Linked DNA regions of Homo sapiens: region 1 is linked to region 2. A link is an interaction called in ENCODE POLR2A ChIA-PET data of the cell type or tissue named here. Cell type or tissue: MCF 10A. All regions are shown on one strand. Links, peaks and the distances in the headings refer to the core of each region. The heading gives the core; the rest is flanking DNA. Region 1 overlaps SYNE2 (spectrin repeat containing nuclear envelope protein 2). Region 2 has its middle 52 kb from the start of SYNE2.

Region 1 (5,378 bases), core at 176-5,175, 93 kb after region 2:
TGGACTTCTCCAGGCAGTTAGTTATTGCTGTTCATGCTCCTCTCTGTTCCTGTCTCTAGAAAGCATTTCCCGCTTATTCATCTTTGCACCCCAGTGCCTGATATAGTGCCTGGCAAGTCGTAAGCACTCAACTGGTATTTGTTAAATGAGAATGACTGATTGCTGTCACCCCTGGAACTCTCAGCTTTTCATGAATTTGGTTTATATTTTTATAATATTTATCTCACGCCCTCATGTTAGAATAAAATTGGGATGGAAAGCCTCTAAATTAAGCAAGAAGCTCAGCAATTGTAGGGGAGGAAAAACTTCTTTCCTGTACCCTCCTAGGTTCAGTGGCTGGAGGCCCTGCCAATTAAACTGTCAAAAGAGATTAACAAGAAAAAAAACAGTTTTAATTACTTACGTAGGCATGAAAGTTCACAAAGAAATGTGGCACGAGGAGGCGGTCAGAACTTGAAGGCTTATATACCAAAGGATGACGAAGTGTAGAGAAGAGGCCAGCCATAGGAAAAGGGGAGTCACTTATGGGAAGGTGACTAGGAAATGTGTGATATACAGGGGTTGTTAGTAAGGTTTGTCTTGGAGATTAAAGTGCCTTCTTCATTGATGGGAATTGTTAAGAGACATCCCCCTTTTCCTGGTGCAGCAGAGGGGGACACTTTACAAATGGAAATTTCCTTTATACATGTAAATTTCCTTTACAAAGAGAAAAAAGGTCTGTTTTTAGAGCTTGCTTGCTGTTCTCGGTTGTCTTCAGCTCAAAATAACCTTTATGTCAAAGAGGAATATTTTGGGGTGACATTCTGGCCCCCTTTACAATCATATATGTATATATATGATTCGGGGCTGTAGTGAGACTTGGACATGACAAGACAAAACAGACCTTATCTGAAAAAGATTGCTTTTGCTAATTTCCTCTGTAAGGGAACACAGTTAAAGAGAAAGAATGGGTCCCGGCCAAGCAGCAGCTGGTGCCTCTGTTGATAAAAGCACGTGTAATTTGGGTCGGTTATAGTAGTGTGGGCCAAAAGGAAAAAGCAAATCACTCTGCCTTTGCCCATTTGTAATAATAAATTAATTTCTGCATGTGAAAGCATCCCTGCAGCTGCCACGAAAATTGGCAAATATTTTTCTCAAGAAATAGTTTGTTTCAGAAACAAACTTCTGATTTTAACAGCTAACATATTTTTGGCTGTCATAAGTGTTTGCTGCCAAACATTTCAAATTTAGAGATATTTCTTTTAAATATCTTGGGGAGACTAGTGTTTGGAATTTTAAAATAACAATCCTTCATCAGTGGGAAAATGCTACACAACAGAAACGTGTAAAAATGCTCGTGCAGTTATATTATTCAAACGCTTGACAAACATACTGTTATAATTACAGTGAGATCCTGCATGATTTTCCCCGAGCATTTCTTATCTTCTCAGAATTTTGCCAGCTGTACTTGAAACCATTTTGACCACAGCTCAGAAGGACTAGTTCAACTTTGTAAATTTCACAGTTCCTCCATTCCCCCCAACCTTTTTTTTTCCCTCAGAGCAGTTTTTTCCAGAGTAGTTTCATGTTCTTCTTGAAAACCCAAGGAAAAAAAAACATTACAAGCAGAAATTGGCATTTTTACCTTAAAATACATCCAGGAAGATATTTGAAGTCAATTCAGTTTTCCATGGCTAAGAATTCCGGTCATTTGGGGAGAAAAAAAAAATGTCAAAAATGGAAGAAAGAGAAGCAATTCAAGTGAAGATATCCAAGGAAGGAATTGCAACTTCTTTTTTGTATTCTGTGACTCATGAAGACCCGAGGTTAAAAATTATTTTTAGTATTATTTCTGTTTTTATTTGTGTGTGTGTAAAAAATAAATCCTTGGTGTACTTTCTTTTTTTTTTTTTTTTTGTTGTAGAGACAGGGGTCTCACTATGTTGCACAGGCTGGCCTTGAACTCTGGGGCTTAAGCAGTCCTCCTGCCTCAGCCTCCCAAGTAGCTGGCCTATAGGCTAGGGCTACCATGCCTGGCTGTTTTATTTATTTAGTTTTTAAATTTATTCATTCTCTTTTATTCACAAAGGATTTAAGATGATCACAACAAATACATATAAGATCAGATATTATATGTCAGTCAAGAGTAAAAACAAAACATAATACAAAGGCCAGAGAAAAACAAATACAGTGAGGGTCTACACAGTTACTAGAGTTAGACCTCAAAGTTAGCCCTGTGTTTTGGGGCAGCCAAAGTGAAAAAGGAACATTAATTATATGATTCTTATTTTTAGAAAAGAAAACAACAACAGACACCCATTCTTCATTTCTCAAAGGAAATGAAGTATTTTCTAGCACTAAATTCTTTAAAAAAAAAGAAAAAGAAAAAAATTTAATAGAAGGGCTTCCTACACGGAGAAGCTGAAGGTTATAGAAATGGTGTCCTTGGCCAGGTGCGGTGGCTCGCACTTTTAATCGTAGCCGTTTGGGAGGCCAAAGCAGTCGGATCACTTGAGTCCGGGAGCTCGAGACCAGCCTGGGCAACATTGTGAGACCTATTTTTTTGTCACTACAAAAAAAATTAAGAAATTAGCTGGGCGTGGTGGCACACGCCTGTAGTCCCATCTACTCAGGAGGCTGAGGTGGATCACTTGAGCCTGGGAGGTTGAGGCTGCAGTAAGGTAAGATCGTGCCACTGTACTCCAGCCTGGGCAATAGAGCAAGTCCCTGTCTCAAAAAAAGAGAAACTTTCTTCAACAACATTGCTCAAGTTATTAATTTATTCTTTTTAAAAATCTTTTCTCAAACATCTATTATGTAGCAACTATATGGCATACACTATGCTACATAATAAAGATAAAACAGCAAGCAAAACAGCCCTTCTCACAGGACTAGAATCTGGAATCTGAAGAATCTGTTTCACAGGGCCAGGGTAGGCTCAGTGTGGAGAGTCTAAGGAGTGTGTTTCTCCTTGTTAGCTGGCCAAGCTAAACATTCAGGATGTACAGCCTCTAAGTGATGCAAGGATGTCCGTAGTATACTCCAGCTTAAAATGCCTGGAAGGGTCTAACGAGCTAGGCGATGGGAGTCAAGGCTCCAGCCAGCTTGGCTGGGATGCAGGGCTGAGATTATTCCTGGAGTAGGGAGCAGAGATGAGTGATCTGTTAGTTACTCAGTTACTTCTTTGGGGAAAAAGGCCAGTTCACCTCGAGCCAAGTTACCCAATGACAGACTGACCTAATTATTTGTTTCTTTTCAGTTCTATTTTAAAAGTTTAAACAGTTTGTATAAGATAAGATGGTTTTAACAGCTTTTTGAAGATGCATGTGATGTTTAAGATGGACTTTTTCTTTTTAATGTGCTGGCATTTTATGGATTTTTTTTTTTTTTTTGAGACAGGGCATTGTTCCTGTGCCCAGGCTGGAATGCAGTGGATGTGATCATAGGATCATAGCTCACTGCAGCCCTAATTAAGCTCCTGGGCTCAAACTGTCCTCCTGCCTCAGCGTCTTGAGCAGCTAGGACTATAGGCATGCTCCACCATGCCCTGCTAATTAAAAACAATTTTTTTTTCTAGAAATGGCATTTTGCTATGTTGCCCAGGCTGGTCTTGAACTCCTGGCCTCAGGGGATCCTCCTGCCGTGGCCTCCAAAGTGCTGGGATTGCAGGTGTGAGCCACTGCATCCGGCCATTATAAAATAACATGTGTTTGCATTGCTGGAACGGGAGTGTGCTGGGGCAGAGGTAGATAAAAATACACTGCAGAGCCTGGACTGCTGTTCTCCCAGAGAGGAGATTGAGGGGCAGAATGAGGGAATGGAGGGAAGGCAGAATAAGTATATTCACCAGGAGTATAATCATTACAAATATATTCTTTGATGTAAAGTGTCCTTAGGAATATATTTTTATTATGAATAATAATTCATTATGGCCCTCACTACGTTCTCTCTCTCCATTACTCTGTTCCATACTACCCTAGAAACATTGTTAATCTGTTGCTTGTAGGCAAGACTCTGTTGATTCAGGCTTTCTATGGGACTCCGGCTATTGGTGATACACGTTTAGTTCAAGAGTGATGGGACATAAATCTGGCAGAAATGATAGTAGGTCACAAAGTCATTCCTGTGTTTTCCGTAGGGATGCTTTAGCATGTTGTCTACAAATTAGGCCTCTTCCTAGAGCTTACAGCTGGGATCTAGCTGTCTTCAAGTGATATGGCATTGAGAAATATTAAGATAATCTCATTTATTGAAAGCACATAAATTTCCATTTTCTTTTCTTTTTTTTTTTTTTGAGATGAAGTCTCTCTCTGTTGCCTAGGTGGTGTGCAGTGGCATGATCTTGGCTCACTGCAACCTCCGCCTCCTGGGTTCAAGTGATTCTCCTGCCTCAGCCTCCAGAGTAGCTGGGACTACAGGCGCCCGCCACCACCCCTGGCTAATTTTTTTTTTTTTATTTTTAGTAGAGACAGGGTTTCACCATATTGGCCAGGCTGGTCTTGAACTCCTGACCTTGTGATCTGCCTGCCTTGGCCTCCCAAAGTGCTGGGATTACAGGCGTGAGCCACTGCACCTGGCCAAATTTCCATTTTCTACTACCAATTTTTTCTTTCTCACCAATGAATAACAATTTACATTTGTGGCCCAGGAAGGGTGGTTCACACCTGTAATCCTAGCACTTTGGAGGCCAAAGTGCATGGGTCACTTAAGCCTGGGAGTTTGAGACCAGCCTGGGCAACATGGCAAGATCCTGTCTCTATCAAAAAAAAAAAAAAAAAAAAATTCAGAAATTAGCTGGGCAGGTGGTGTGTGCCTATTGTCCCAGGTACTCAAGAGGCTGAGGTGGGAGGATGGCTTGAGTCCAGGAGGCAAAGGTGGCAGTGAGTTGAAATTGTGCACTGTACTCCAGCCTGGGTGACAGAGTGAGACCCTGTCTCCAAATCTCCAAAAAAAAAAAAAAAAAAAACCTAGAAAAAATTTACATTTTTGTAATTTCATTACAAAATTTCATTACAATTTTGTAATTTCAACATGCTACATACTAAATGAGATAATCATCTTGTCCTTACAGAAAGTCTGTGACTTAATTTATTTATATCCTCTCTTATTCCAGGGAAAAGTTTGAAGCACTTTATAGAGAAACATAAAATTCTATAGAAGAAAAAATAGATGAGGACATTGGAATGAAGGAAAAATAGGGATAGGTGGATGTAGACAGTGGTAAAGCAACTTATTTTCTATAAAGTCATTTGTAGTTGCTAGAGATCGGCTGTAGCAGCCAAAAAAGGGAGGGAAACCTTGTTTATAAAAATAACATGTTCATTAAATTAAAAGAATAGATGCCTAGGATCACAGTTTTTCTTGGTACTGAGACCTGAGAGAATTTTCCATAGCATGTT
Region 2 (5,378 bases), core at 296-5,295:
TGAAAAAGAACAAAGAACAATTCAGAACTTATTCAGTGGCTAGATATATTCAATATATTTGTTTTATTTGATCTAGGTTAGCATATTAAACACCTCTTTTCTTGCATCTATATTTTTTGAGGCAAGGTCTTGCTCTGTCACCCAGGATAAAGTGCAGCTCACTGCAGCCTCCATCTCCTGGGCTCAAGCAGTCATCCCATCTCAGCCTCCTAAGTATCTGTGACTATGGGTGCACACCACCACGCTCAGCTGTTTTTTTGGTTGTTTGTTTTTTCAACTAGAGATAAGGTCTCACTATGTTGCCCAGGATCGTCTCAAACTCCTAAACTCAAACAATCTTCCCACCCTGTCCTCCCAAAGTGCAAGAATTACAGGTGTGACCCTCTGCATCTAGCTTTCTTGCATACGTCTTATCTAGAAACCTTAACTTGTTTTTTTTTTTTTCTTTTTTTTTTTTGAGACAGTATTTCTCTCCTGTCTCCCAGGCTGGAATGCAGTGGTATGGTCTCGGCTCACTACAACCTCCGCCTCCTAGGCTCAAGCAACCCTCCTGCCTCAGCCTCTCGAGTAGCTAGTACTACAGGCATGTACCACCATACCCAGCTAATTTTTGTATTTTTAGTAGACACGGGGTTTCACCATGTTGGCCAGCCTAGTCTCAAACTCCTGACCTCAAGTGATCCACCTGCCTTGGTCTCCCAAAGTGCTGAGATTACAGGCATGAGCCACCACGCCTGGCCTGAAAACCTTACTTTAATCTCCTTCTCCTATTTTCTGGACTCTACCCTGGGGTCTAAGAGATATTATTTCACTATTATCTCCAAGCATGTTTAAGAGGTATGATTAGAGCAACACCCATCTGTATGGCTACTGTCAAAACAATTCATGAGAGTTCTAATGGAGGGAAAAAAGGTGGGTAGGAACAGGCCTTGTTCGCTTGTCCAAATGGGTTCTGTGGATGCCAGAGATGACCCGATATCCTGCTGAACAACTCTTCATGGGTCCCAGGGTCCTGCTCACACAAGTCACCAAGAACATTTTCTAAATATAGATGCTGGAAACCTTTTCTATCAATGGCACTGACCTGTATTTAGGAAACAAACACTTAAAGGACAAATGTGCTTTGTTTTGTTTTGTTTTTATGAGACAGACTTTCGCTCTGTCATCCAGCCTGGAGTGCAGTGGCGCAATCTCTGCTCACTGCAACCTCCACCTCCCGGGTTCAAGCAATTCTTCTGTCTCAGCCTCCCAAGTAGCTGGGATTACAGGCATGCACCACCATGCCTGGCTAATTTTCGTATTTTTAGTAGAGACGGGGTTTTGCCATGTTGGCCAGGCTGATCTTGAACTCCTGACCTCAAGTGATCTGCCCGCCTAAGTCTCTCAAAGTGCTGGGATTACAGGCATGAGCCACAGCACCCTGCCAATAAATGTTTTAAAACTTTTTTTTTTTTTTTTTTGGCCGGGCGCGGTGGCTCATGCCTATAATCCCAGCACTTTGGGAGGCTGAGGCAAGTGGATCACGAGGTCAGATCGAGACCATCCTGGGCAACACAGTGAAACCCCGTCTCTACTAAAAAAACAAAACAAAACAAAAAAATTTAGCCGGGCGTGGTGGCGGGCGCCTGTAGTCCCAGCTACTCTGGAGGTTGAGGCAGGAGAATGGCGTGAACCTGGGAGGCAGAGCTGGCAGTGAGCCACTGCACTCCAGCCTGGGCGACAGAGAGAGACTCTGTCTCAAAAACAAACAAACAAAAAAGACTTTTTGTTTTTCTAATTGACAAAAACAAAAATGTTTCGTTTATTTGGTAAATTACTCAAGTATTTCTTCCAGTAGATGTCAGTGTCGCACTTGAAAAATGAACTTTCACTTTTATAATATGAAAGTTAAATTCTTTTAGCCCTGGGATGGCATCTTTCTTTCGCTCTAATAGAAGATACTGCCAGATGATCCAGACTGATCTTATCCTCAGATAATTTCCTTCAACGGGACATCAGGAAGGAATTTGTTGTACAGAATTGAAGATTTGGCAAGAAGATCTAGACGCATCCAAAGTCTCCTAGAGAATGACACTTTTAAAATAAGAACTCTAGTTAAAAAACAAACAAACAAAAACTCTTAATTTTCCTGTTAGCCTGTTCATTTGAGGTTCTTTTGGTGAGCCCTTTAACTCTGTGACCTGTGTTATGTTTCCATCCTAGAACAAGCTTTCTTCTGAGGATGAAAGGCAATTAGTCTCTGATTTTCTTACAGAAAGTATAATAATAGGTTTTTTGGTTTTTTTTTTGAGACGGAGTCTCCTTCTGTTGCCCAGGCTGGAGTACAGTGGTGCTCCAGCTCACTGCAACCTCTGCCTCCCACGTTCAAGTGATTCTTCAGCCTCAGCCTCCTGAGTAGCTGGAATTACAGGCATCTGCCACCCAAAGTGGTGGGATCACAGGTGTGAGCCTCCCAAAGAGCTGGGATCTTTTGTATTTTTAGTACAGATGGGGTTTCTCTCTAATTTTGTATTTTAGTAGAGACTAGGTTTCACCATGTCTGCCAGGCTAGTCTCAAAACTCCTGACCTCAACTGATCCGCCTGCCTTGGCCTCTGAAAGTGCTGGGATTATAGGCATGAGCCACCGCACCCAGCCATAATAATACTTCAGTTCAAAAACTAGAATGTTTTGTAGCCATAAAAAAGAAAAAGATCATGTATTTTGTGGGAACATGGATGGAGCTGGAGGCCATTATTCCTAGCAAACTAATGCAGGAACAGAAAACCAAATACCACATTTTCTCACTTGTAAGTGGGAGCTAAATGATGAGAACTTATGAACACAAAGAAGGAAGCAGACACTGTGATCTACTTGAGGGTGGAATCTGGGAGGAGGGAGAGGAGCAGAAAAGATAAGCATTGGGTACTGGGCTTAATACCCGAGTGATGAAACAATCTGTACAACAAACCCCTGTGACATGAGTTTACCTATGTAACAAACCTTCACAGGGACCCCCAAACCTAAAAAGTTAAAAAATAAAATAAATGATAATGTTAAACATTTCTCTATTCAAGGAATTATGAAGATAAGTAAGCATATTCTTTTTCTTTCCCTGTTGTATTTATTAACAAAATAGAAATAAAAATCTCTTTAGAAAATTGTTTTTGAGCTCTATGCCTGAAGTTATATGGAAGTATAACAGATGGGAGCACAGTGGGATTCTTGCAGAGTGCCTGCCAGATATGACACATGCTACACAGAGAGCAGAAAGGGTTTCTTAATGCAGAGTCAAAAGGTTACTCATAAAAAAGACAACAAATACGGTGCAGTGTATACTGCTTGGGTGATGGGTGCACCAGATTCTCACAAATCTCCACTAAAGAACTTACTCATGTAACCAAATACCACCTGTACCCCAATAACTTACGGAGAAATAAAATTTAAAAAAAAAGATAAACTGGGCGTGGTGGCTCACGCCTGTAATCCCAGCACTTCAGAAGGCTGAGGCAGGCAGATCACCTGAGGTCGGGAGTTCGAGACCTCGAGACCAGCCTGACCAACATGGAGAAGCCCCATCTCTACTAAAAATACAAAATTAGCTGGGCATGGTGGCGCATGCCTGTAATCCCAGCTACTCAGGAGGCTGAGCCAGAAGAATCACTTGAACCCGGGAGGCAGAGGTTGTGGTGAGATTGCGCCATTGCACTCCAACCTGGGCAACAACAGTGAAACTCCATCTCGAAAAAAAAAGTAGTATAAAGAAATAAAACCCTAGAAATAGAAGAAAAGGATAATTCTATTTAAAATTTAGGTTAGCCTTAATTTATTCGTCTTAAGAAGGTCTTTTTAAACAATACATGAAAGGCAAAAGCAATAAAATACTGAAAATTTTTAATTCATCTAAATATAAAAACTTAAAAACATTTAAGTTTTTATAAGTATAAAGAAATAAAACCCTAGAAATAGAAGAAAAGGATAATTCTATTTAAAATTTAGGTTAACCTTAATTTATTCATCTTAAGAAGGTCTTTTTAAACAATACATGAAAGGCAAAAGCAATAAAATACTGAAAATTTTTAATTCATCTAAATATAAAAACTTAAAAACTTTTTTTATAAGTATAAAGAAATAATACCCTAAAAATAGAAGGAAAGGATAATTCTATGTTGTTGTTACTATTATTATTATTTGAGATGAAGTCTTGCTCTGTCACCCAGGCTGGAATGCAGTGGCATAATCTTGGCTTACTGCAACCTCCGCCTCTCAGGTTCAAGTGATTCTCCTGCCTCAGCCTCCTGAGTAGCTGGGATTACAGGCATGTGCCACCACACCCAGCTAATTTTTGTATTTTTAGTAGAGACGGGGTTTCACTATGTTGGCCAGGCTGGTCTTGAACTCCAGCTCTCAGGTGATCTGCTCGCCTCGGCCTCCCCAGGTTCTGGGATTACAGGCATGAGCCACTACATCCGGCCACAGACTTGTTTTTGATTTTACAGGCTCACAGGCAGAAAGAACTTCCCTTATGTCAGATGAGACATTGGACTTGTACTTTTGAGTTAATGATAAAATTAGCTAAGGCTTTGGTTGACTGTTGGGAAGGCATGATTATGTTTTAAAATGTGAGAAGAACATGATATTTGGAAGGGGCCAGGAGTGGAATGATATGGTTTGATTCTGTGCCCGGAATTGGTGGGTTCTTGGTCTCACTGACTTCAAGAATGAAGCCGCAGACCCTCGCGGTGAGAATTACATCTCTTAACGTGGCGCGTCTGGAGTCTGTCCCTTCTGATGTTCAGATGTGTTCGGAGTTTCTTCCTTATGGTGGGTTCGTGGTCTCGCTGGCTCAGGAGTGAAGCTGCAGACCTTCGCGGTGAGTGTTACAGCTCTTAAGTCAGCGTGTCTGGAGTTGTTCGTTCCTCCTGGTGGGCTCGTGGTCTCCCTGGGCTCAGGAGTGAAACTGCAGATCTTCGCGGTGAGTGTTACAGCTCATAAAAGCAGCGTGAACCCAAAGAGTGAGCAGTAGGAAGATTTATTGCAAAGAGCGAAAGAACAAAACTTCCACAGTGTGGAAGGGCACCTGAGCAGGTTGCCAATAATGGCTCAGGCAGCCTGCTTTTATTCTCTTATCTGGCCCCACCCACATCCTGCTGATTGGTAGAGCCGAGTGGCCTGTTTTGTCAGGGTGCTGATTGGTGCGTTTACAATCCCTGCGCTAGATACTAAGGTTCTCCACCTCCCCACCAGACTCAGGACCCCAGCTGGCTTCACCTAGTGGATCCCCCACCGGGGCTGCAGGTGGAGCTGCCTGCCAGTCCAGCGCGGTGCGCTCGCACTCCTCAGCCTTTGGGTGGTCGATGGGACTGGGCGCCATGGAGCAGGGGGTGGTGCTAGTCGGGG

What was found. Peaks named below come from ENCODE experiments on the same cell type or tissue, not always from the same donor. Only the 100,000 strongest peaks of a DNase experiment are listed, where the experiment ranks them.
Region 1: POLR2A ChIA-PET joins it to region 2 with 8 read pairs; 2 of 35 experiments call an interaction of 5 or more read pairs at or near these places.

What each region holds. Positions count from the first base shown.
Region 1 is chr14:63,890,851-63,896,228 of GRCh38, forward strand. All of the region lies in intron 1 of SYNE2 (spectrin repeat containing nuclear envelope protein 2), which reads left to right. Among named protein-coding and RNA genes, the nearest start is that of SYNE2, 41 kb to the left of the region's middle. RefSeq lists enhancers at 153-860, 2,571-3,095. In MCF 10A, for the core only: no CTCF peak of the experiment used is centred there; a DNase peak (open chromatin) is centred at 3,091.
Region 2 is chr14:63,797,954-63,803,331 of GRCh38, forward strand. It overlaps a transcript of SYNE2 not described here. Among named protein-coding and RNA genes, the nearest start is that of SYNE2, 52 kb to the right of the region's middle. In MCF 10A, for the core only: a CTCF peak has its summit at 1,826 (motif pointing right); no DNase peak of the experiment used is centred there.